Linked DNA regions of Homo sapiens: region 2 is linked to region 1. A link is a contact called in ENCODE Hi-C or POLR2A ChIA-PET data. All regions are on one chromosome and are shown on one strand. The core of a region is the stretch at or near the end of the contact, and the rest is flanking DNA. Distances in the headings are between cores, read along the strand shown.

What was found. A loop is a pair of places that touch in the nucleus more often than their neighbours do. ChIA-PET counts read pairs that join two places held with the same protein, here RNA polymerase II (POLR2A). Pooled maps may share reads with other maps.
Region 2: a loop to region 1 is called in a pooled map, with 2.3 times the contacts of the local background. The contact joins two enhancer-like sites. A Hi-C loop is called at or near these places in 7 of 50 pooled maps. POLR2A ChIA-PET finds 5 or more read pairs at or near these places in 6 of 52 experiments (A549, AG04450, Caco-2 and 3 more).

What each region holds. Positions count from the first base shown.
Region 1 is chr11:102,559,106-102,562,624 of GRCh38, reverse strand. No RefSeq gene overlaps it. Among named protein-coding and RNA genes, the nearest start is that of MMP7, 30 kb to the right of the region's middle. Within about 2 kb of position 1,769, at least 13 of the 41 ENCODE cell types and tissues checked have a DNase peak (open chromatin) inside an H3K27ac peak, as active enhancers do.
Region 2 is chr11:102,389,535-102,392,713 of GRCh38, reverse strand. No RefSeq gene overlaps it. Among named protein-coding and RNA genes, the nearest start is that of BIRC2, 44 kb to the right of the region's middle. Within about 2 kb of position 1,838, at least 4 of the 41 ENCODE cell types and tissues checked have a DNase peak (open chromatin) inside an H3K27ac peak, as active enhancers do.

The sequences.
Region 1 (3,519 bases), core at 520-3,019:
GCAAGCAATTCTCCTGCTCAGCCTCCTGAGTAGCTGGGACTACAGGTATGTGCCACCATGCCCAGCTAACTTTTTTGTATTTTTAATAGAGACGGGGCTTCACCATGTTGGTCAGGCTTGTCTCGAACTCCTGACTTCAAATGATCTGCCCACCTCGGCCTCCCAAAGTGCTGGGATTACAGGCGTGAGCCACTGCGCCTGGCTCTGCTTTTTCTAATTACACCTCATGGAGATGCCCCCAAAGAAGAGGTAAGTATTTGACTACGTTCTGGATGTTAAACTCCTGAGTGGCAGGAACTTATTGCCCAGCATTTAATTGATGCTAAATACTCATTAGATGGGTGAATCAAATTATAAATCAGCGGAGAATCCATTCTTAGAAGATAAATGGTATAAATACACAATAAAGGGGAAATCATCATAATTTTTAAGGGAATTATGAAGAGTTAGGACTCTTATATTGGGCTTACATTGGAAAGATCCTGAAAATCAAGCTGAAAAACTGGAATTTATTCCATAAAAAAAATGTAGGTTACAAAATGCAGTTTTTCACTGGAGCTATAAGATAAAGGTGGTGTTTAAAATAATATTTTAAATTAATTAGTTCTCCTCAAGGTAACTGAAAGGAACAATTACTTACATACCTTGTGTGAATATAGTGGACTTTCATATCTAGAGGAGGAGGAGGAGGACAAGGGAGAAGAATCACAAGGAGCAGGAAGAGGGGGAAAGGAAGGCAAAAAGAAGAATAAGAAGACAAAGAATAAAGTCAGGAAAGAGAAGATGAGCAGCAGGGGCAGTAACAGTAACAGGAGAAAGAGAAAGAGGAGTGGAAGAAAGTAAGAAGGAGGAGAAGAAACAGCAAGTGACAAACCACATCCTTCTCTTAGGAAAACATTGTAAGTTTATTCAACAGACATAAAATTACTCTGAGAAATTGCTTACAAAAGTTTACAAATGCTTTCAAGTTCTGTAGAAATCTCATTACAGACAGGTAGTAAACAGTTTGCAGGCAGGCCTTGGCCCATGGACCACATTTTCGGTAACCCTGGGCCATAGGACACAGCCATTCAAAATAATGTGCCTTCATTTCAAACTTGTCATCATATGAACAATATTATTCAGCAGGTTTCCAAACTGAGGATGCTGTGACTAAAAGTTATCATCTGTAAAGTGTGTTAATATTCTATACACTAGTTTTGTGAAATATTTTAAAATACCACAGAGAAGGAAAAGAAGGAAGGAGGAAAAAATAAAATTGGCGATCCATTTCATAACTGCACCAAAAATTATTTGAATAGGGCTTTTTCATAAAATATCACAACCAAGTGTCAAAATTCCACTGAGGAGGGAATAAAAGAACACTAGGTTAAATTTACCAGGTGAGAATTTAGTGAGGTGCAGCAGTCCCCCTTTATTCACAAGGGTTGCATTTCAAGACTCCCAGTAGGTGCTTGCAGTGGGGGGATAGTACCAAATCCTATATATACTATTTTTTTCCAATATATACATACCTAGGATAAAGTTTAATTTATAAATTAGACACAGTAAGTGATTAACAATAATTAATATTAAAATAGAACAATTATAGCAATTTACTGTAATAAAAGTTATTTGAATGTGGTCTCTTTCTCTCTGTCTCTCTCTTTCAAAATATCTTATGTTCATAAAAATAACCTACTGCGGTTGACCGTAACTGAAACTGCAGAAAGTGAAACCACAAATATGAGGGAGCTACTTTATAAATAAGAATGTTCTTTACAACGAAAACTGTCAAGTACTTCAATGTAATAGCTGTCATGCCAAGAAACCCTGCCTAGTAGCCTAGCATCATGAGACTTAACCTTGCCTATTAGGAAGTCAGCCAATTTCTGCCTAAGATTTAATTATTCTTCTAACAGAACCCAAACTTCTAACACAACCCAAACTCCAAAACATGACCACGTGGCTAATCTGCCTATGGTGTGCCAAGAACTTCAAGGCAGTAAAGCTTAGGAATTTAAGTACCAGAGAACACGAAACCACAGACTATTAAAAAATATAGTACAGACAGTCCCCAAGTTAAAATCGGGTGTGTTTCAAAACTTTCTTCATTGGCTCTTCAGAACTCAGAATACTTTTCCCATAATGATGATATTATAAACTAACAAAAGGCTAATACATGCATATGTAAGAGAACTACTGTGTACTAGGAATGAAAAAGTATAGAAAATTGCCAAAGTATAAACTTTTTAATGTTCAAAAATATATTTATGAGAATACATAGTGAGCACATTTCAAATATTTAAACTTAATGAGGGAACCATTAGGATGGTAAAGGCTGTTTAAAGAAGTATATGCAAGACTGGTGTATCGAATTAGTAAAAGAAAAGATGCTAAAATAAGATTGCTAAATTAGATACTGGGTAGATTAACAGCTCACCAAAGTGGTATAAAAATTATTTTAAACTGAGAACATCTTAATCTACAATCACCAAAAAATAAAAATAAAACATTATCTACACTTATGCAGGTACTCCCAAAAATACACCTGCCTTTGACACTACCCACACCCCTTCACCCAGGGAGTTTCCTGTTTCAGAAAATACTGACACTCAGCACCAGGAAGTATGAATTTAGCTGCCTATTAGCATCAAAAAGCCAAATAGAGCCTTTCATACTTTCCTATTGATGCCCTAAACCTCCCCTCCATTTTTGCTAAATTGGAATACAAACCTTTATCTCTGGCTACTAAACAAGTTACTCATTACTGAGTACTTCTGTAGGCACAAAAACTTTTGTTCTGTTAATCTATTCTTAGTTAATCCAAAGGCCTAGACCATTCAAACCTAAGAGGGTTAGGGGAAAGTTTTCCTCCCAACAGAGCAAAACCGGCTAATGTCGTAAAGAGCTATAAAATCATAACCTCTGGATTATGTTTTCTACTGAAGGGGTTCAAAACATGCTACCCTCAAAATATGCCACTTGGCATATTGCTTATTTCAAGCTAAAGTAAATTAAGAAACAGCCAATGCAGAAAAAGCTCTTCACTTCCCCCTCACCTGTTTAAAATAATGTATAAACTTCCCCTTCTGTAAGGAAAATTTACATTTACAAAGAAAATTTCTATTAGTAAAGGTATCCATACCAGGAAGAGAACAACTCTAAGACAATTTTTATTGCCTGAGAGACTCTTATCCACATAAGAAGGTAAACTATATTCACCCTACATTTCCTCCTCTCACCTTCCCATCATTTGCCTCCACCACTCCCCAGAAGTTCCAAAGCCCTATTTTTTCCTATAGCTTATGCTGACATATGTCTCAGTTATCTGGGTACTTCCTTGAGTCTCATTTTTAGTGGGATTCCCACGCATATGTCCATAAATTAAAGTTATTTTTCTCCTACTAATGTTTTTTATGTCCATTTAATTCTTAGACCAGCCACAGAACATAGAAGGGTAGAAGGGAGCATTTTTTCCTCCCCTACACAATCACACAGAAATCAATTTCATCTCTACCAAATGAAAATTATTTTCAA
Region 2 (3,179 bases), core at 589-3,088, 170 kb after region 1:
TTTAATAGATTGAAATAAAAAAAGTTCCATAGCTGCAGAGTACAACAAATGAAAAATGCAATAAAGATACCAGGTTCAACATGGCTGACTAGATGCAGCTAGGATGTGCCTCTTCCACAAAGAGGAACCAAAATATTGAGTAAATCACATGAACAGATCTTTTAAGAGAGAACAGGCTGGGTGCAGTGGCTCACACCTGTAATCCCAACACTTTGGGAGGCCGAGGCAGGCGGATCACCTGAGGTCAGGAGTTCGAGACCAGCCTGACCAACATGGAGAAACCCTGTCTCTACTAAAAATACCAAACTTAGCCAGGCGTGGTGGCACATGCCTGCAATCCCAGCTACTTGGGAGGCTGAGGCAGGAGAATCACTTGAACCCGCAAGGCGGAGGTTGCGGTGAGCCGAGATCGCACCATTGCACTCCAGCCTGGGCAATAAGAGTGAAACTCCGTCTCAAAAAAAAAAAAAGAGAACACTGAAATTCAATAGAAGATGGGAGACACTGGTTAAAGAGGGAAGTAATAGGACTGCGTGCTTGGCATCACCAAGTGCCAGGACTGGCCCCAGACCAGGACCCAAGGAAAGGGTGAGTGAAGGAACTGTGGGGTACCACATTCCTGCCACAGGCCTCTGAGATCTTAGCTACAGAAGAGTTCCATGACCTCACAGACCTTTAGACTGGCAGAGGGAGCTAGGGAACTACGTGGAGACCACACACACACAGGTCACTTGAACTCATATAGAACCCCAAAGGCTTCTATGTGCTGGACAACTTAAGCAAAGCGTGACTCTGGGCACCAACCCCCAAGACTCTATGTCATGCCATAAGCTGCTGCAGCTGCTGCTGTCTGCCAGGCCAGGGAATGAGCACGGCCCAGGCACTCTCACTCTTATATGCCACAAAGACAGGCTACATCTGAGCATGCCCCATGCCTGCTCATCCCTCCCAAGACTGCCTGCCTGGCCATTCCCATGGCTTGTTGGGGAGGGAGGAGACAGGGGGAACCTGACCCCACAGTGTAGCCACCATTGCCCCATCTGAGTGTTTTGTTGGCAGCCTGGGGGCAATTTGCTCCTCCCTATCACAGCTGTTACTTGAGCCCAAGGGGCCAGTGGACAAGTCTGCTGACTTGGTACTTGTTCCCCAGGACTCAAGCACACCATCCAGGAGCATGGAGATTTATGATCTGATCTCAAGCAGGGTAGGAGCCCCCACTGTCAGAACCACAAAGAGCATGGTGTGGGTTCACGCAGTGGCAGGGAAGCATGGTGGCCCGCCCTCCATAAGACTAAAACAGAAAGGGTACGGCCTAATAACAATGGTTTCTGCCCCCAAGGAGTCACATGGCCTGTGGCTAGGCAATTTGAATGCAGTTGGCTTGGGACTAGCATAACCATTCTGTTCTGCTGCTGACAGCTAGATACTGGAGACCTACCAGCTCAGGGGTGTGGGAGCTGGGTGGGTCCCACTGCAATGTGGTACAGTGAAAACCCTGGGCTGTCCCAATTCCCCTGAATGGGCTCTGTAGCACAGGAGAGGCACCTCCCGGCCTCTCTGGAAGATTGCCCCAGTGGCCTGGAAGCTGACCCTAGACCCTTGCCAGCCACCTTGGCAGCAGAGCCGGGATGGGGACCACTGGGAACCCCATGGGCCCACTCATTGCCCAAGAATTCTGATACCTCTCCTGATTAACAAAGGCGAAGTAAAAATTTTACACCATCTCAACTACCGGGCGCCTGCAAGTGCCAGCTACTGGCTGGGAGGTCAACCTCCAGGGCCCATCACTTCTACTGACACCACTGGACAGTGCTTGGCCGCCTCTTTCCTGCAAGCTCCACCTACTGGCCCGTAGAGTGAACTGCACAACCCAATGTAATTCCTGCTGACTGAAGCACACAGCTCTGGAGAACGAGATAAGCCTCCCAACACCTCCACCTTCCCATCTCTGTAGGATAAAGTGAACCCGCTCACACACACAGTACACCATTACTACAACCTAAAAAACAACCAGCATTTGAGAAAACCACTACATTAAGGCTATTATTAATACAGAGCTTTGGCCCCCTAGAAACAAAGAGAAGCAGAATATGCACTTACCTTGCAATGCCCTACTTCAGAAATGAAGGAGAGATAAAGACTCTCAGACAAAAGCTGTGGGGGTTCATCTCCGCTAAACCTGCCTTATAAGAAATGTTAAGGGAATTCTTCCAGCTGAAAGAAAAGGATGCTAATTATTAACAGGAAAACATGAATATGAAATTCACTGGTTAAAAAGTAAGTACACAGTCAACTCCAGAATACTCTAATACCATAATGGTGGTTTGCAAATCAACTTATATCATTAGTATGAATGCTAAAAGACACAACTTTAGGCCAGGCATGGTGGCTCACGCCTGTAATCCCAGCACTCTGGGAGGCCAAGGCAGGCAGATCACCTGAGGTCAGGAGTTCGAGACCAGCCTGGTCAACATCGCGAAACCCCATCTCTACTAAAAATACAAAAACTAGCCGGGTGTGGTGGCGGGCACCCGTAATCCCAGCTACTCAGGAGGCTGAGTCAGGGAGAATCGCTTGAACCCGGGAGGCGGAGGCTGCAGTGAGCTGAGATTGCGCCACTGAACTCCAGCCTGGGCGACAGAGCGAGACTCCGTCTCAAAAAAAAAAAAAAAAAAAAAAAGGCACAACTTTAAAAAATAATAATAGCTATAATAATTTGTTAATGGATATATGATATAAAAATATAAATTGTGACATCAAAAACAAAATGGGGAGCATGGAGTAAAAGTATACAGTTTTTTTTAATGCAATGAAAATTATTAGTCTGAAATATCCTGTTATAAGATGTTTTATATAAGCCTCATGGTAACCACAAACTAAAAGCCAAGAGTAGATGCACAAAAAGTAAACAGTAAGGAATGAAAGCTTGCCACTAGAGAAAATCATCTAATCACAAAGGAAGACAGCAAGAGAGGAAGAAACAGAGGGTCTGCCAAACAACTAGAAAACAATGAACAAAATTGCAGTAGTGAGTCCTTATTTATCAATAATAATCTTGAATGTAAATGGGTTAAATTCTCTGATATGGTTTGTGTATTTGTTCCCTCCAAATGTCATGTTGAAATGTGACCTCCGTTATTGAAGGTAGAGCCTGACGGGAGGTGTCTGAGTCACAGAGG